Regions from separate parts of the Homo sapiens genome. Here region 2 is linked to region 1. A link is a loop called in an ENCODE intact Hi-C map of the cell type or tissue named here. Cell type or tissue: HepG2. All regions are shown on one strand. Each heading gives the region's core, and the rest is flanking DNA. Links, peaks and the distances in the headings are about the cores only. Region 1 overlaps CDK19 (cyclin dependent kinase 19). Region 2 has its middle 89 kb from the start of SLC22A16.

Evidence for each region. Peaks named below come from ENCODE experiments on the same cell type or tissue, not always from the same donor. Only the 100,000 strongest peaks of a DNase experiment are listed, where the experiment ranks them.
Region 2: it touches region 1 in a loop (2.0-fold over the local background); 2 of 110 quality-filtered maps call a loop at or near these places.

What each region holds. Positions count from the first base shown.
Region 1 is chr6:110,648,826-110,658,929 of GRCh38, forward strand. The region is part of intron 4 of CDK19 (cyclin dependent kinase 19); the gene reads right to left. Among named protein-coding and RNA genes, the nearest start is that of CDK19, 160 kb to the right of the region's middle. In HepG2, for the core only: no CTCF peak of the experiment used is centred there; DNase peaks (open chromatin) are centred at 5,416, 5,706 and 7,886.
Region 2 is chr6:110,560,160-110,570,263 of GRCh38, forward strand. It overlaps the pseudogene RPS19P5. Among named protein-coding and RNA genes, the nearest start is that of SLC22A16, 89 kb to the left of the region's middle. RefSeq lists enhancers at 5,097-5,598, 5,599-6,098. In HepG2, for the core only: a CTCF peak has its summit at 5,660; DNase peaks (open chromatin) are centred at 5,722 and 6,692; H3K4me3 peaks cover 994 bases.

The DNA of each region.
Region 1 (10,104 bases), core at 785-8,784:
TCCTGCTTCAGCCTCCCAAGTAGCTGGGACTACAGGTGCCCGCCGCCATACCCGGCTCATTTTTTGTATTTTTAGTAGAGACGGGGTTTCACCATGTTGGTCAGGCTGGTCTCGAACTCCTGACCTCGTGATCCGCTCGGCCTCCCAAAGTGCTGGGATTACAGGCATGGGCCACTGTGCCTGGCCGAAACCTTATCTTAAATGACATTTTGAAAGTCTTAAATAAATTAACCCATATATATAGATAAGAAGATTCGATACAGTAAAAAAAAAAATCAATTCTCCCCATACTTATTTGTAAATTCCATTTACAGTCATTTCCATCAAAATCCCATCAGGGATTTTGTTCCTATGGAACAAATTGATCAGTGGGATAGAGCAGAGACCCTCAATGGAATCATGATACCAAGAGAAAGGAAACCTGAGATCAGTAGAGAAAGGAGGATCTGTTCAATAAATGGTGTTGGTACAACAAGTTATCTAAATGTGGAAAAAATCAATTAAATGAATCTTCACCTTATACCATAAACACATCAATTTTAGGCAGATTAAAAAAGTAAATGTGAAAAAGCAAAACTTTAAAACTTTTGGAAAAAAATATAGAACATCTTTTTGATCCTAAGTTAGGGAAGAATTTCTTAAACAAGATACAAAAAAATCCTAATAATAAAAGAAAAGACTGATAAATTTGGCTGTATTAAAATAACTTCCAATTATCAAAAGATAAAGAAAATAAATGACAAAGCACAAACTGGCAGAAATATATGCAACACATATAAGCAACAAAGATTTAGTATCCAAAATAAAGAACTCCTACAAGTCAATATGAAAAACAACAAAATAGAAAAATGGGCAAAATGTCTGAACGGGCATTTAACTAAAGTACAGACAGGTTTAACCAATACACATATTAAAAAATGTTCAACCTCATCAATAATGAGGGAAATATAAATTAAGATCACAATAACATACCATTTTATACCTACTAGATGGGTTCAAAATTTAGAACTACTGAATAGGAAGTAGGTCAGTCAGAATTCCAGTACATAGCTGGTGGCAGAATAGTTGTTGGTACAACTTCTTTGGAAAACAATTTGGCATGACCTTGCAAAAGGAACAACTATATATAGCCTTTGAATCAGTAATTCCATTTTTAAAAATGCCAGATTACAATTTTTTAAAAAAATTGTGGTAGAGTCACACAATGAATTTTAAAACAGCAATAAAAAAATCACTGAATTACAAATAAATGTAAAACCATGTTCAAATCTTAGAAGCATTATGTTGGGTGAAAAGAAAGCAAGATTTAAGACTATATAGAACAGGATGCCATTTCATAAAGCTTAAAACCAGACAAAGCTAAAGAATATACTGTTTAGACATTTATAAAAATGTGATAAATCTATCTTTAAGTAGAAGAAAGTAATAGATTCAAAATCCAGGATATATGTTACCTCTTGGGAGGAGCCAGGAGGATAGAACAGGGGAAACATAAACATAAGCATGCTACTGGTAATCTTCCACTTACTGGGTAAGTGACAGGTTCTCTTATGCATGCTACTGGTAATCTTCCACTTACTGGGTAAAGTGACAGGTTCTCAACAGTTCACTGTATTTTTATGCTTTGTAACATCCATAAATATTTCAAATATTCTTGTATATGTATCATATAATAACAAAGACAAAAAATAAAGCAAGGCATGGGGACAGGCATTGTTGGGAGTGGGATGGGAGGGTATAATTGTCAGCATTATTTAAGCATTATTTTAAATTCTTCGGAGAAAGCCTCTTTGAGAAGATAACATTTGGGATAACACCTGAGTCAGCTGGGTGTCTAAGGGAAGGGCAGTCCTGGCAGAGGGAGGAGCAAGCTGGAAGGCCCAAAGCAAAACGGGGGATATCTGGAGACAAGACTAAGGAGAATAGAACGGGTCAGGAAAAATAGAGTGACACAGCAATAGTAATTATAAAGAGAGGAAACCCAAGGAAGGGCTTGCTTGCTGTTTCAAATGGTTCTGTTTTCATCCAAGTCATTTTAGTACCAGAATTGGGCAGGTTCTCGAGCACCTTCTGGCCTGTGCTTTGGCAGTTGGGGAGGACTGCTACTGCTACAAGGTTTGCAGGAGGGCAAGGGCAAGGTCAAGGTCATGGTGTTTAGAGTGGTTAGGAAAAACTTGGGTGAGCGAGCAGACTGGCTAATGAGAGAAACAGCAAAGAGGTCAATGTAAGAACAGGAGAGTAAGGACCGGAAATCAAGAGCTCAGGCAAAGGGTTGGGAAGGGGGTTGTCAATTATACAGAATCACATAACTTGGAGAGACTTCGGGTTTTACATGACTAGAATTATCATCACTTGTTATATTATCTTCTGTCTTATCCATAATTTTTAAATAGTTGAAATAGATCTACTATCTATCTATCTATCTATCTATCTATCTATCCGTCTAACACCTATTTATGTATCTGTCTGTCTAACTATCTTCCTCCTGCCCAATTTCTGATGGCAGAGGATTTGAAGAGACTATCACTTCTAGTACACTAAATATTTCTCTAATGTTTGCTTTTGTCTATTTTGGTATTGCTTATAATTAGAGAAATGGCATTTTAAAACACATAATAAAAAATAGGCCGGGCACGATGGCACAACTCTGTAATCCCAGTACTTTGGGAGGCCGAGAAGGGCAGATTGCTTGCGCTCAGGAGTTTGAAACCAGGCTGGGCAACATGGTGAAAACCCCATCTCTAAAAAAAATACATTCGTATTCCTGGATTTGGTTTACTAGTATTTTAATATTTTTACAACTACACTCATAGGTGAGGTTGACCTGAAATTTTTATTTTTCATGCTTTGTCTGGTTTTGCTATCAAGATTATACTGGCTTTCTAGAATATGTTTGGAGCATTCCCTCTTTCTCTATTATTTGACAATGTTTGAATAATATCAAAACAATCAGTTGAAAATTTTGAGAACCTGCCTCTAAGATCATCTGGGGTTGATGTTTTCTCAGAAAGATTTTTAACTACAGTTTTAGTTTATTTAGCATTTCTTAGCTTCTTCAGTCTAAGAAAGAAATAATAAATAAATAAATAAAGCAAGCAAGCAAAGGAGAATAAAGGGAGTTGAAGGAACAAGAGTCGATGAAAGATTCTGTGAAGGGAGAATCACTTGAACCCAGGACATGGAGGTTGCAGTGAGCTGAGATCACGCCATTGCACTCCAGCCTGGGCAACAGAGCAAGATCCTGTCTCAAAAAAGAAACAAACAAACAACAACAACAAAAACAAAGAAAAAAAGAGAAAGATCCTGTGAAGGAACATCAAAGGTAAGAAAACCAAGAAAGTAAAAAATAAATAAATAAGCTAAAAAAGAAAACAAAGGTAAGAAAACCTAGATAGCACAGGGTTCTCGAAGCTAAGAGAACCTAAAAAGTAGCCATCAGGTGCAACATAATGAAAGCTGAGAAGGCTATTGGAATGGACAATTGGGTCATAGGTGATTCCAAAAAAATAATTTCTGTGCATTTACAGAAGCCAGACACAGTAAATGAGATCCAAATAAATGGGGAAAAGGTAAAGGCAGATTTTAGAGTACATTTTTGAAAGCCTTAGTGAGAATGGGATCTCTAGGGGACATAACAATTTTTTAATTGTAAAATTATCAAATAAGCTATCTTATTTTTTAATTATTTTTCATTCCTTAAGTTTGAGCTTAAACCCTTTAAAAATAAAGATAGTAAGATAAAAACACTACGAAGTATGAGATCTGAGAGCAAAAATTGCTTCATGTAAGAAATGAACATAGATTATAAGCTGCTGAACGCAAGTAGTACAGGAAGGTGGTTTTAGATCACTCAGCTATCTCTTGATAGAAGTTCTTGCAGTCACACTATGTCGAAACAGAGAATATGAGCAACACAATGGAATGAAGACACAGAGAGAGAAAGGAGGAATATCTCTTTTCTAGTACTGAAGTTAGTAGAGAATACCTTTGATTTAACATACTTGAAGCCTATGGAAGCTCTAAGTGTGGACTCTCCATGTAAAGTCTGAGATGAGGGCAGAGGCAGTGACATCGTTTAAGGGAGTAGTAGCTTATGAGCTCTTTTGCACAGTTTGAGAACAGAACCTAGAGCTTGGGCAGTAACCACAGAGAAGGGCTCCTGTAGTCAAGTTAAGACCTGGAATTGCAGAAGGAAGTCATTTTTAAATGTGCATTTCTTTACTGGGATTGCCTGTTCCCTTTAGAACAAGTAAATAAATGTTAAGGTCTCAAGATACTTGATGTTTCAAAATATGAATAATAACAAAATGAATAATATAATCACCATCAAAGTGTGTTTAATTTTTCAAAGCATTTCACATCCATCATTTCATCTTTCTTAATGGAAATATTCAAGGGTATACAAGGCTATGGGTCAAGTCTCAGGGCAACTCCATCCAATCCTCAAGATTCTATATTAAGTTGTGTTTGCAGATGTTATGCTTAATTTTCAAAAGACTAATGGTGATTAATTTTAGTGAAAGTATATGCTCTTTTTTAAAAAAAAGAAAACTACAGTTCATGCATACACACCTTCACCCACATAAAAAACCTAAAAGGATGAAGAAAGGATACCAAAATTGTTCTGACCTAGTTACATCCCAAGTAACACAGACTATGCTTTACTAAAACTCCTCTTCTTACTGTGAACACAAAATGCCAGCTGTGAAAGAAAGTGATACTGCTGGGTTTGCACACTTTGGTTACCATAGAAACAGTAGAAATGGCAAGAGTTGGATGCCTCACATTTAAGTTATCGGCAATAAAATCAGATAGATAAACCAATGCCCAGGGTTCATTTTAGTTAAATTGTATTTTAAAGGCAAAAGTCAGGGAAATAATGTGATAAGTAATATGATTACTCAGAAGCTACTCCTGAAATATCTGCATTTTAGCAGAATTTACTTAATGCTTTAATTTATATTCATGATACTTAACATGTACTCCAGATTTGCTTTTTCCTTCTATAGAATCAATTTTTTCACAGGGTTAAATATATTTCAGTTAATTGGCACATTATGAGTAGCACAGCCTAAAGATACACAATCTTCCTACTACATTTGCTTTCTCCCACCCCAAGACATTTGGGACAAAAATATGAAACTCATAATATGACTCTTATCAGTACCAATAAAGAGAGAAAAAGACAAACACAATTGTCTACAATCCTGAATAATAGGAACAGAGACAATCAGAATATCAATTGGAGTAGTTTCTGAAACAATGAACAGTGCCGGCTTGATATTAATGGCTACAACTATACTTTTATTTAAATATTGTTAGTGGTGACACAACTTTCCTCACATTTGATACAAACATACATTCCCAGGAAAAAACCCTCAGTTCATGCTCCTTTCTTTACACTGTTCTTCATTGTTTACCCTGAACAAATAAGATTCTGCACTGTAACAAATAGGGCAAAGAACTACCTAAGAGTAAAATCTATGCCTTTTTCTTCTTTTTTTCTTAAGCAGTTATTTGCTAATAGCATTAGTCTATCATAACTGCTTACCCCTTAAAACAACTTCATTGATTAGATAGTAGATGATTTAAAATATGGAGAATCTGATCATTGTGGTTGCAACTTCCTAGAGGGCAGGGAGAGTCATTCTGTCACAACTTTATACGTCTGCTGAGAACTAGGTACATACTGTGTTTAATACATATTTGTTGAATGAGTAAACAAATAAGTGAATGAGCTAAATTGCCAGTGGTTTGTACTCATAATCCATCCAGCTATGGGGTAAGGTATAAGTGTCCTCTGAGAGGCAAGTTCCCAATTTGAAAAGAAGATGGCTGCGTGCAGTGGCTCATGCCTGTAATCCCAGAACATTGGGAGGCCAAGGCGGGCAGATGACCTGAGGTCAGGAGTTCGAGACCAGCCTGACCAACATGGAGAAAACCCACCTCTACTAAAAATACAAAAAATTAGCGTGCATGGTGGCGCATGCCTGTAATCCCAGCTACTCGGGAGGCTAAGGCAGGAGAATCACTTGAACCCGGGAGGTGGAGGTTATGGTGAGCCAAGATCATGCCATTGCATTCCAGCCTGGGCAATAAGAACAAAACTCTGTCTCCAAAAAAAAAAAAAGAAAGAAAGAAAGAACAGAAGTTGAAGGAAACTAGAATAAATACTCCAAAACATGCCAAGCTCACTTCTGAATAACGGTTTTTAAAAGTTATTATTTTACTTTATTCTGGGGTTTCAAAAATCCTCGATAGGCCGGGCACGGTAGCTCACGCCTGTAATCCCAGCACTTTGGGAGCCTGAGGTGGGTGGATCACGAGGTCAGAAGTTCGAGACCAGCTTGGCCAACATAGTGAAACCCTGTCTCTACTAAAAATACAAAAATCAGTCGGGCATGGTGGCACGCACCTGTAGTCCTAGCTACTTGGGAGGCTGAGGCAGGAGAATTGCTTGAACCCAGGAGGCAGAGGTTGTGGTGAGCCGAGATCGCGCCACTGCACTCTAGCCTGGGCAACAGAGCAAGACTCCATCTCAAAAAAAAAAAAATAAATAAAAATAAAAATCCTCTATATGCTAATGGCACCAAAATCTATACCTCTAGGTCTCTAACTTTCCATATATCTCAGAGATATGTTGACAGTAGCCATTACCACAGTCACCTCAAACTCAACTTGTCCAAACTAAATTTTTACTTTTCCCTGTCAAAACTCCTCTTTTTTTGGTTAATCCTTTCTCAGTCACAAAGTCAACAAAAGCAGAAGTCTGAACTTGCATTGACGCTCTCTTTTCTCCCTCAAATCTAACCAATCCTCAGATCTGACTACTTACATCCTACATTTTTGTCAACTATCTCCCCTCCTCTCAATTTGGATCACCTCTGTCATAGTTCAAGCCTTCCTTATTTCTCCACCAGCTGACTTCAACCACCTGATAAGGCTACTATCCCTGTGTCCTCAAACCAACTCTCCATAGCCCTGTCTGAGTGGTCTTTCTTTAACAAAAACCTGACCAGCTCAGGAAACTGGACACAGGAAAAATCCACACTTCTAAACAGGACAACTAAGATCCACCATAATCTGGTCCTCTTTCTCCTGCCTCTTCTTTTACTACTTCTTGCCTTGTCCCAGTAATATAAAGTGCTTGTACTTTCTTCTCTATGCCCTTATTCATACTCCTCTGCCTGGAATGCTCTCCCCACCCACCTCTCTTCATCTTACCAATTTCTATGAATCCTTTCCTATTCAGCTCAGTATGAATTATCCAAGGTACTTAGTACCTTATGCTTAGCTCATCCTTGAATGTACCTCATAATTTCTTTTGTAAACCTTGTTGCTTTATGATTATGTTTGTTGGCTCTTCCCCACCATGTACTCGTTGGGGGAAGGGATCGTATTCATTAACTCTGTATTCCCAGTACCCAGCATACTATCTGGTACATATTAAGAAGCCAAATATGTTTGTAATGCAAATATTCTGTATTTTGTCTGTAAACCACTACTTCCCCCCACAGAAATCCAGTAATAAATAAATAGCTAAAAATGACAATTAGGTTCCATAATTACATTAGTGTCATAACTTTAGGTACACTATAGGCTAAATAGGTCTTTCTATTCAGAGACTCTAACTACTGTTTAAAATGTTATTTCTAATGAAAATGCCTTTCCAGTTTGAAATTATGTATTTACAACTATATGTAGGCTATCTGTAAATCAGGAGAAACCTGTAATATTAAATGCTATGACTAATTTCATTTTAGCTTAAACTGGTTTAACAGTATCTGTAATATAACACCTATGTTAATCAAACTTCAGTATTCACAGTAAACAATGCTTGCCAACCCAGCACTGCCAACAGTTAACAATGTGTTTCTTTGTCTTTCAGGAGTAGTTACTGGCCTGGACAACAGAGATAAGGTTTTCTTTTCTCTAACAAGAACCAATAAAAAGCAACCATTATAAAAAGTTCAATGTAAAACAAATACATGTATGTAGAAGGCTATTTACCTAACTAACTTAAAGGTCATTATGCGAGTATAATCGCGATATATTCCACATTAACATCCATGGTAGGAATAATGCTACAAAGGTATTTGGATTTATTCCTGTTCATTAATAAGTACAATTCATCCTTAGAGAAGCAACACTGGTAGAGAGTAGCTTTCTATTTATGTTTGGAATACCCACATCCAGATCAAATAATTTGGTCTTATTATCATGAGAAATTAAGAATGTCAGAGATAGAAATTCTCAGACTGAGCTCTCTTGTTTTACTGATGAAGAAAGAGAGGCCTAGAGAAGAGAAAGACCTACAACTTGACCAAGTTCACTCTGTGCGGAGAGTAGCAGGTCCAGATGAAAACCCAGTTCTCTCAGAGATGCACTCCAAGCCAGAGTTGTGACAGCCACAGCACCCTGGGAAAATGAACAGTACTTAACTGATTATGGCCCTCCCTATAGAAGACTTCTACCTGATGTGTGCTTAGTTGAGGATATGATCCCACAAAATAACTATCATATGTAATCTCTTGGTAAAATGAATCATCAGTCCTTGCATGCAAGATTCCCTTATTCTTATAAGGTATCTATGTTGCTAGTCTAATAGAATACCTGTGGTGTTAATTGCCCAGGTATATATTTATCAAAACTCATCAATTTGTAATTAAAATGGGTATACCTTACTGTATATAAATTCCACCTCAATAAAATTAATTTAATAAAATAGCGTGCCTAAATTGATTCTTCAGTAATAGCCAAAGGCCTCAAAGTACTGGGGCTCTGTCTGTAGCCTTTGGTTCTCAACTAGTTCCTGCCATTGCTATCAATGTGGGATGTATCTTAATTAGACCCTCTTAGTGACCTTGAAGTTAGTTTGGTAAATAGTCTTCTTAATACATGTGTTTGTCAGCACAGGCCACTAAAACTTTATGCTTAAGTCAGTGATTATCAAATGAGCCCTGACCCTGAGTTAAACCTTAAGAGAGTTTGTATGTCACTGTGAGTCAAACCATGGCTCCTTGCAAGCTGGCCCTCTTGGAAGTGGGATTCTTGGTGTGTACCCTCTCACTATGGAATAACTGGTGAAGCATTAATTCAAACTGACAGATAGATGTGCAGGACTCTGTTGAAAGCTCCAACTACAGGGCTATGAACTCAGATGATGAAAAAAACTGTCATGCCAAAAAGAAAAATCATAGCCCATGTCTAGAAAACACATCAATATTACCTTCTTACACATGTAAGGTGTGTGTCACCATATCCAGAGCACTGTAAGAAACATTGTGTCTGATCTTCACAAGGCCTGTGTAGAGGCAGCAAGACAGGAGCATGGATGGCATCACTACCATCAAAGGCCTCCAGACTGCAGACATGAATGGCTAAGCCCTAGACTATCAAGGACTCAGCTTTAAGGAACTTCTTAGGAACCAGAGGTCACTGGCAGGAACACTAGTATGATTCTTCAGCATGACAAGATTTGCAATTGTCCAAAATCACCTAAAATAGCAGGTCAGAAGATATCCAGGCCATACTTTGCTTTCTGATTGCTAACTATGCATTTTAAAAGAAATCAGAATGATTAAGTCATATTAAAAGAAATACTACTTCTTGTCATAATCCTCTTTAAGTAGAATGTTAACTGATAAATCAAATAAAAATAACAAATAATTAAGTCATTTGACTAGCATGGAATTGCTACCTCCAAAGCCTCTCTTAGTAATATATCATTCAAGAAGGAAGAATGAAAAGTACATTTGAAGCAGTTGCTAATTGTGATCTCATTTAATCAAGCTTTTTAAAAACTTCCATATTTTAAATATGAAGACTTGGCAAAAATATTTGTAATATTTAAATATAAACAGGATAAAACACAGCCTACTTTTTTTGTTTTAACACCAGGAGGCATATTTCACATATTTACACTAGATCTCTGCTTTGTAAAGCTGAAGGGGCTAGGAAGAGTATGAGACGACAGGCATTCTGGGGGGAAAAAGAGGTTAAAGAAAGGGCATCTTTGGATTACTGGCAGGATCAAGAAAGAATGTACAGAAGCTTCTGCAGAAAGAAAATGAGATATTCAGGAACTCTGGAGCTACATTCAGG
Region 2 (10,104 bases), core at 917-8,916, 89 kb before region 1:
TATTTTTAATGAAGGCCAGCCCCTGCGCTGTGGTTGTTTCACCAGTAATACTATCCTGTGAGGCCTCTCAAGAAACAGCCACCTTTCTGTTGGCCAGGTGAGAGCATGTTTCCTTGTATAATACTTTTTTTATGCAAATAGAAATTTACCATACCCAGTGTTCTGCTCCTCACATTTCTTACCTAACAATAAATTTGGGAGATAAATAACTTATCATCTCTCTTGTCATAACTATATTCCCTATCACAGCACCTTCTGCATGCAACAGGTGCTCAGTAAATGCTTTTTAGCTAGTGGTAATGACAGTTTCCTGTTGAGAATTGAAGTATGGAAAAGCTGTTTACAACCATAAACCACCATAGAAAGGTAAGCAATTGTCACGACTGTGTGTAGCTGCTATGAAATGAAGTAGGTCCTGTGTTGATCAATGTTCCTTCTGTTTTAATGGCCAAACTCAAACTAGAGTGTCCACTTCTTCCTCTGGGTTCTACACTCAGCAAAGCGGAGGCTGTCAGTCCAGACAATACTATTTAACAGAAGCCAGAAGGTGAACTTCCTGTTAAGTCAAGCTCATAAAGACACAGAGAAGGTGAAATGGTTGGGGCAGAAAAGGACCTCAAGAGAATTGTTTATTTACTCTAGAGGAGACGCTGCAGAGTGACTTTTATACCCTAAGGGAGCCTCAAACAGGAAGGAAAGGGCTAGAACCACAGGAAAAGTAGAGTGAGCTTCAGAAAGATCTCTGAGCCAGGTGCGGTGCAATGCGCCTATAGTCGCAGCCACTGGGGAGGCTAAGGCAGGAGGATCTCTTGAGCCCAGGAGTTCAAGGTTGCAGCAAGCTATGATCACTCCACTGCACTCTAGCCTGGGTGACAGAGCAAGACCCTGTCTCCGAAAATAAAAAATAAGAATAAAAAGATCTCTGGGATAGCACTATGGACTGCAGCCTCCACCCCAACATTTTGGCAGGATCCCCCTACCTCTGCTAGCACATATGGCCCTTTTGTAGGATTGAGGCAGACCCAGCTGAGAGGACTCGGGTATTCAGTGGAGGAAGGCTTTGTCCCAGGACAAGACTTCAGTGCAGGGCGCCAGCTGGATTTCAGCCCCACTCGCCCCATCCCTGTGCAAAGTGCAAACTCCCACCCCTAGGCAAAGGGTCGTGTCCCTTCCCCCAGGTGTCATTCATGTGTTCATTAGATATATATGTATTGATACCCACTACATGTCATGCACCATACTAGGTACTGGGAACACAGCATGAACAAGGCAGGCTCCCAGCTCATAAGGAGTTTATTTCCTAATGGGAAAGATACAACAAATCTGCAAGAAAGGCAATTTCAGAGTGAAAAGTGCAAAGAATGTATATGGGATAACCTGAGAGTGATGTGAGGGTGGTGGGCAGTGTTTGGCCAGAGTAGTCAAGAAAGGCCTTTTTGAAAAGGAGACCCCTCAATTTCCAGGCTCCAGGCTGGAGTCCTTTGAGACTCTTTCCCCTCCTTTTCCATCCCTCAAGTGGGTTTGAGCCAGGGTCTTATGTTTCCTGGTGGAAACAGCCTCCAAGATAGCCCCTAATGAACTTCCTTCTTGGTGTCCATGCCCTTGAGTAGTCTCTTTCCACATAGACTCAGGGTTGGTCTGTGTGGCCAATAGAACACAGTAGAAGTGATGGTTGTCACTCCCAAGGCTAAGTCATCAGAGACTTCATGCTCCCCTGCCCTGCCCTCTCTGTCTCTCTCTCTCAGGTTGCTTGCTCTGGGGGAAGTGAGCTGCTGTGTTATAAACAACCACATGGCAAGGAACTGAGGCCTCCTGCCAACAGCCATGCACATGAGTGAGCTTGGAAGCAGATTCTGCAGCCCCAGTCAAGGCTTCAGATAACTGAAGCCCCAACTGACAATCATGATTACAACCTCATGAGATTCCCTGATTCAGAACCATCCAACTAAGCTGCTCTCAAATTCTCTTTTTTTCTTTAATGAATGAAGCAATTTATTAACCCAGGATCATTTGTTTTAATGCTTCTTGTTGGCAGCTGCCACCTATCCAGTGATTCTGTCCAGATCTTTCTGACCCTGAGGTGTCAGTTTATGGCCCCTATCTTGGTCCTTTTCCACCATTTTCAGCCCCTCCAGGGCTTGGAGGACCCAGTGGGCCACACTCTTGGAGACTCGGCTGACGTGGCTGGGCAGGACACCATTTATCTGACATTCCCCATAGATCTTGGTCATGGAGCCAACCCCAGCGCCACCTTGGTGGTATAGGTGCTATGTTGTGGAAGCAGCTCATGTGTAGAACCACTTCTCATCTCAGAGAGTAAGCTCTTTGCGCTTGGCCAGTTTGGTGGTATCCACCCATTCAGGGACTTTCAGCTTCCTGGACTTTTTGAGGAGGGCTACCAGAGCTCTGATGAACTCCTGCTGATTCATGTCTTCTACAGTAACTCCAGGAATCATGACACCTCTGCGCTGCCAGCCAGGGGAACAGCTGTTCTCAAATTCTCAAAAGAACACTTGTTATTTTAAGCCACTAAGGTTGGAGGTTGTTTGTTACACAGCACTAGATAACCAATACACAACAGATAGCCCTTACACATCGATCTCACTGCACCCTGCAATCCAGACTTCCTTGTCTCCTGTGTCCTGTCCAGCATCTAGCCTGCCCAGTACTCAACTACAGCATCTAGCCTGCCCAGTATTCAACTGTGACACCATCCCAACCCCCTCAAAGACCATCCCCCACCCCATATTTCTCAATCACCTCCAGGAAAAAGGTTAAATCAGCCTGGTTTCTAAGTCTGTCCATAAATCTAATTCCGCAAGCATTTATTGCAAATTTTTGATATGTTTAGCTTAGTGTTTCATGCTGCAGGGAAAACACAAGAACTAGTTATTATAGTCCCTGTCCTTGGTGTTGTTGGTAAGATAGACTAATGTCTCTGAAACAATCAGAAGACAGTGCAGAATAGTTAATCAAAGGCTTGTGGGGTTGACAGAAAGTGTTAAGTGAGAGGTTGGAGAGCTCCATGTTGGCCAGAGGTGGGGAGCAGGGAGAAGCTGGGGCCTGGGTCAGTCCAGCACAGGCAAGGGAAGAAGGGTAGGGCCCAGACAAGCAGAGGGGCTGAGAGCAGAGGTCGGTTTAGGGAAACAAAGCCTGGGCCAGCTGAAGATGTAGAGGGCCTTGAAAGCCTGGTGGAAGAACCCAGCAGGTGGAGGTTGCAGAATTCACTGCAACCTCCGCCTCCTGGGTTCAAGCAATTCTCCAGCCTCAGCCTCCCTGGGTTATAAATTGGGTGGATTTATAACCCAAACCAGTGGGCAATAAACAGTGCTGTGAACCTATTTAGATCGATGAGATTAAAGGTAGGGAGTGAGATCGAAAGAAGATGGAGAGGAAAAGAAGGTGGGAAAAGAGATCGGGGCTGGGGCAAAATGAATTTGGAGTGATTTGCCATCACTGAGATGTGAGCACCTGAAGCTAGACAGCAGGAACAAAACCAGGGGCATTGCTCTGATTTGAGGCTGAACAATTGAGGTGTCACCCCCACCCCAGGCCTGGCAGCCACCTCTTACCTGGGGGAGCATAGATTCTATGAGACTGGAGTCAAGAGCAGGTCAGGCTCCTGCTGAGTCTATAGCAGAGGTGCTTAACGCTCTATGGACACCTGGGGAGATGTGTAAGTGCACTTGGGGGCCAATTTGAAGCACTTTAGCATAATAGTCTAGTGCAGAAACTGACAGACCACCTGGCTCTACCCCTCACAGACTGAGGGACCTTCAATCAGTCACTTAACTCCCCAGAGCCCCATAATCCTTATCCAAACATGAAGGTAATGAGAGTACCTACTCCATAGGGTTGTGGAGATTCAGCAAAATGAAAAGCACTTAGAACGGTTAACTTCTTTGTTATGCAAATGTTCTTGCACTGACCTGGGTTGCAGTTTAGGCATAAACATTTTTAGATTCCTGGGTACAGCCAAGATTAAGAATCAAAAATTCAGCCAAGTACATTGGCTCAAGCCTATAATGTCAGCACTTTGGGAGGCCAAGGCAAGAGGATCACTTGAGTCCAGGAGTTTGAAACCAGCCTGGGCAACATAAGGAGACCCCATCTCTATGAAGAATAAATAAATAAACAAACAAACAGAAATAAAAATGTAGCCGAGCATGATGGTGCTTGCCTGTAGTCCTAGCTTCTTGGGAGGCTGAGACGGGAGGATTACTTGAGCCCAGGAGGTCAAGGCTGCAGTGAGCCATGATTGCACCACTGCACTCCAGCCTGGGTGATAGCACAAGACACTGTCTCAAAAACAAACAAACAAACAAACAAAAATAAAAAACAACAACAACAGGCCAGGTGCAGTGGCTGGTGCCTGTAATCCCAGCGCTTTGGGATGCCAAGGTAGGAGGATCACTTGAGCCTTAGAGTTCAAGACTAGCCTGGGCAACATAGGGAGACCCCGTCTCTACAAAAAACAAAAATAATTTTTTTTAAAAAAAATCAGAAATCCACAAGGACAAAGAACTCACCCCCCCCCATCCTTCCTACCATCCTCCCTACCATCAGAATAGGAAGTTAAAACTATCACTTCAGACATGCTCTTTGATTCAGATGAAGGTGAGACTTGGCTAGATTATGGCTTTGACTCAGAACCATGGGCAAAGTTCATGGTTTGGGAGTTTCTGCAGGAAGCTTGGGGACGTTCAGCTGTTTTAGCTGAACTTGACTCTGAGTTCCAAGTCTATGAAATTCCAAAACTCAAAGCAAAACAAAGGCACCCTCAAGGTTAGGGATCATATGCTATCCATCTCCACCCCCTGGCACCCAGCGTGGCACCCACACTTGCTGGTTGGCTGGAGGAGCGAGGCAGGCCTTAACTCGGTTGGTGTACAGAGCTGACTGGTCTCAGATATGGACCACAGAGGGCAAATTTGATGAAACAAAGACAAAGCCATAAAGGAAACAGGCTTTGTGCCATTTAGGAATGCAAATTAGATTTTCTTCATTGCTGAAGAATTCTCATACTGCTAAACCAGGAATATTCAGACACCCACCTTCCACCCCCAGTTTAGGATATTTATGTTAACGGAAGACTCAGAGGGAGATGACTTTTTGGGTCCTTTGAGTTGGTACAATGCAGATACAGGTGCCATATTTAAAGCACACCTGAAACAGGTGGGCAGCCTCCCAACACCCTTCAGGCCAGTGCTTCTCAAACACTGATGCACACGCCACTCACCAGGGGAGCTTGTTCACATGCAGAGTCTAATGCGGTAGGTCTGAGGGAGAGCCTGAGATTCTGCATTTCTTTTTTTTGTTTTTTTTTCTTGAGACAGAGTCTCGCTCTGTCATCCAGGCTGGAGTGCAATGGCGTGATCTCGGCTCACTGCAACCTCCGCCTCCTGGGTTCAAGCAATTCTCCAGCCTCAGCCTCCCGATTAGCTGGAATTACAAGCACCCCCACCACCACCACGCCCGACTAATTTTTGTAATTTTAGTAGAGACGGGGTTTCACCATGTTAGCCAGGCTGGCCTCGAACGCCTGACCTCAGGTGATCCACCCACCTTGGCCTCCCAAAGTGCTGGGTTTACAGGCATGAGCCACCCCACCCAGCCGAGGTTCTGCATTTCTAACAAGCTCCCGGGAGATGGTGATGTTGCTGGCCCAAAGGCCAGCACGTTGAGTGGTGAGGCATCAAAGTCCACTTTGGGGCGGAAGCCAGCCCAGGTTTGGCGTATCGCCTGGACAGTAGCCCCGACTTGGGTTAAAAGAATTAACAAATCCCTGCCCACTGGTCACATATTTGTCATTTTTTCTGCCTTAAAAATATCCCCGCTGGGTGTGGTGGCTCCAGCCTGTAATCCCAACACTTTGGGAGTTTGAGGCAGGAGGATCGCTTGAGTCTAGGAGTTGGAGACCAGCCTGAGCAATATAGTGAGATCCTGCCTCTACGAAAAGTAAAAAAATAAAAAATTAGCCAGGCATGGTGGCATGCACCTGTAGTCCCAGCTACTCAGGGGGCTGAGGTGGGAGGATCACTTGAGTCTGGGAGGGCAAGGCTGCAGTGAGCAGTGATCGTGCCACTGCACTGCAGGGTGGGCCACAGTGCAAAATCTTATCTAAAAAAAAGAAAAAAAAGAATCCTTAAAGTTGAGAGTCTGAATAGTTTTAATTATCTAATGCGCTCACTGGATTTTTAAATTGTCCTTGTCACTTCTGGTGTGGTTTGGCATTTTGAGCTTTGCTGACTCTGAAATACTCTCTGTAACTGGGAAGGACATATCCATGAACACTCACCCTGCTTGCTGCATAATCAGGGGTCTCCTTGGGCTCCAGGGCTAGGACAGACCTCTGGGTTGATGATTTAACTCCAGGGCTGGTTAATAAAGGCCCAGCTGAATCTGGAGCCTTGCCCCATGTCTCACAGCTAGTGGAAGAGCCAGGAAGATCTGAGTTGTGTTTTCCTGGTATGCTGTTTGTGGTGGTGGTTTATATAATATCCTGCTTCCATCTCAGGGCACTGGTTTAGTTCAGGAAGCAAACTGGCTCCTTTTCAGGGACCAGAGTCCAAAGAGTAGCCAGTGATTATCTCAAAATGCCAGGTGAGAAGATGGGAAATGAATGTCTGGCCTCAGACATTTCACCCCACCCTGGGTGAGATCTATTAATATTACACTCTCTCAGCACCGCACTGAAAGCACTCTCACAGGGTTAACGAGAATGTCAAGCCAGGCTCTAGGCAGAGTTATAGCTAGGCACTGACCAGGGTGTGCTGGTGCACTTTGACCCACTTCCCTGCAGTTGCTCGCTAACCGAGAGTCACGTAGCACACGGACCACCTGCTCCCTCATTGTTCCTATAGAGAGAATCTGTGACACTGGACCTTTTTACTAAAAAATTGCTTAAGGTATTTTTCAGATCCTGCATTCCAGCAGAATGCCTGATGTCAACGAGTCTGCAGAACCCCAGCCCCAAGGTGCCAATCCAGCACAGAAATGTGATTCCTTCATCTCCTTGTCCCATAACTGCACGCATCACTTCTCGACCAATCAGCAATCCCTAGCTCCTCAGCCCCCTACCCACCAAAATTCACTTAAAAAGTCCAGTCTAAAACTCCTTAGGGAGGCAGATTTGAGGTTCCCTCCCACCCCCTTGTTTGGCTGCCATATGATTACTACACTGTTTCTCTGCTACAACTCCCACCATTTCTGTGTATTGGTCTGTTACTGTCCAATGTGCAGTTGAACCTGGTGGTCCTATAACAGCACCTCTTCTTAAAGCACTGTGTACCGTTATTTACAGTACAATTATTGATTAAAGTCTAAATGTCCCTCATTTAGACTAGAAGCTTCCTGAGGGCTTCTTTGTATTCACCATTGCATCTCCATCACTTGATGCAGCACATAGCAAGTGGGTGTTCAGTACACATGTGCTGAATAAATAAATAAATGCACAAGAGCCAAGCCTTATGCCATATGCCAGTCATTATTCAATTGTTTATATGGGCCGGGCGCGGTGGCTCATGCCTGCAATCCTAGCACTTTGGGAGGCACTTGAGCCCAGGATTTGGAGACCAGCCTGGGAAACATGGCAAAACCCTGTCTCTACAAAAAGCTCAAAAAATTAGCTGGGTGCAGTGGTGCACACCTGTAGTCCCAGCCACCTGGGAGGCTGAGGTGGGAGGATCTCCTGAGCCCAGGAGGTCAAGGCTGCAGTGAACTGTGATCACACAACTGCACTCCAGCCTGGGCAACAGAGTGAAACCATGTCTCAAAAAATTGTTTATAAATATTTACTCTTTCTATTATTACAAGCTTATGAAAACAGGTGGTATTATTATCCCTTTCACATAGAAGGAAACTAAGGCAGAAGGTGCGTAAGTAACTTGCCCATGATTGCACAGCTAATAAACGCCTAGCACCAGAGCCTATCTTCTTAACTGCTGCATGATTCATTGCCTTTAGACAATTGAATTTAGACAGCTGCCTGAAGAGTGAGGCTCAGGTGGCAAATAAAGCAACATGCGCTTGCAGAGCCCAGAAGACAGAAACATATGCAAGACCAAGGACACGGAAGCAGAGTGAAGAAGCAGGAAGACCAGTCTTGGCTCTGTGAACAAGGACACAGGTGCTGGAATCGGAAGACTTGACCTTTAAGCCATCTCAGTTTCTTCATGTGTGTCCTGGCCATGGCAAAACCCTAGCTGAAGAGATTCTGAGGTGACAAGGGGTGGGGAGTGATATTTAGGACTTGCAAAGAGAGGCCAGAAGGAAGTCAGGCAGCCTCAAGGGAGTCAGGGCCTTCTCCACCACCACAGCTGGGCTCAGGGAAACTGCTGACACACAGGCACACTAGTGACTCCAGGCCCTGCCCTCAGCAGCTTCCACATCCTCCTTGCGGGCACCTTGTCACCTTGTCATCTGCTGTCCCAGGGCAGCTCTCAGTCTCCCTGCCTGCTTCCTCCCGCCCAGTGCTTCTCACCTCTCTGACTTTTTATTTTATTTTTATTTTTTAAAGACAGGGTCTTGCTCTGTCATTTCACTCTGTCACCTAGGTTGGAGTACAGTGGCATGATCACAGCTAACTGCAGCCTTGACCTATTGGGCTCAAGTGATCCTCCCCTCTTAGCCTCCCAAGTAACTAGGACTATAGGTGTGCATCAACACGCCTGGACAATTTTTTTAATTTTTTATAGAGACTGGGCCTCACTATGTTGGCCAGGCTGGTCTCAAACTCCTGGGCTCAAGCAGTCCTCTCGCCTCAGCCTCCCAAAGTGCTGGGATGACAGGCGTGAGCCACTGCACCCGGCCTAATTTTGTTTTTTGGTAGAGACAAGGTCTCAATATGTTGGCCAGGCTGGTCTGGAACTCCTGAGCTCAAGCAATCCTCTTGCCTCAGCCTCGTAAAGTGCTGGGATTATAGCTGTGAATCAACCACACCTGGCCTCATTCTGACTTTTGTCCGAGGGACATCCTTCACGTTATTGTTCCTCCTGCTGAATCAGGCCTGACACCTTCTCACTTATAAGTGGGAAGCTCACTACTCTTGTGGTGCTGAAGGGGCCCTGCAGTGTGGTACCTTGTGTATGAAGTCAGCCATATCACCTCATAGAATTGCTTATACTGCCCAGAGTCCCCAGGAACCTTAACCTGTTCTTTGGCAGAAATATAGACATGGGTTTTAGGTCTGATGAAAGATGGCATCCAAACACAGGCAGAATCGTGTAGGCAGGAGGCCTCCGTTCAGACACCTAGAACTCTCAGCAGGCTGCTCCCTGAACTGGCTCTGTATCAATCGCTGCATTTTAGTTTGAACCCCAGCCTATGGTTCTCCTCTCCTGCAGTTAGCATTTTAGACTTTCTGTCTCTAATGTAAGTAAATACTTTTTGTTAAAGGAATTTGGGGCATCGTCAAGTACGTGAGGAGGCACATAGGGCCCAGGGAGGGAGGGATCCCACATTGCTCAGGCCCAGGGATACCCAAGCCTGTGACTGCGGGTTCTCACCAGCATCAGCTCAGTGAGTTCTGCCTCAGCTGTCCCAACACTAAGTCTCTACACCTGCCCACTCTGTTACAGACTGAAGCAGGGGAAGAAGTTGTGTCACCAGAGCTCTGAGCCAGAATTTTGGGAAAGATGGCAGATTGGTAAGGAAATAAATTGCTCAGTTTATATCACCCATCATTTCCTTTTTCAAATTGCAAAATAAAATAGGAAATAGAATAGAAAATTAAATAAAATATCCCTCTTGGTGATTTTGAAGGTAGACCAGTTCTGGTTTCCTGCCAGCGGAGATTACCCTTCCCCGTGGCACAATAGTCTCATTCAGCTTTTGGTACTAGAGTAACTATTTAGAATAAAGTCCGAGGTCCCAGCTAAGAACAGAGAATGAAGAAAAACTTACAAATTTCTTTTTTCTGCACATGCCATGCCATTTACAAACATGGCCACTTTGATGACTTCCTCACTGCTTTGCCCTTGAAAAAGGAGTTATTATAACATACCTTGCAAATGACAAAACCTGATTGTGTCCTTGTGCAAATGTCCCTGTCATGCAGGGGAGGTGGTTCCTCTGTGTGATTGGGGCCTCAGAGGCCCCTGCTTG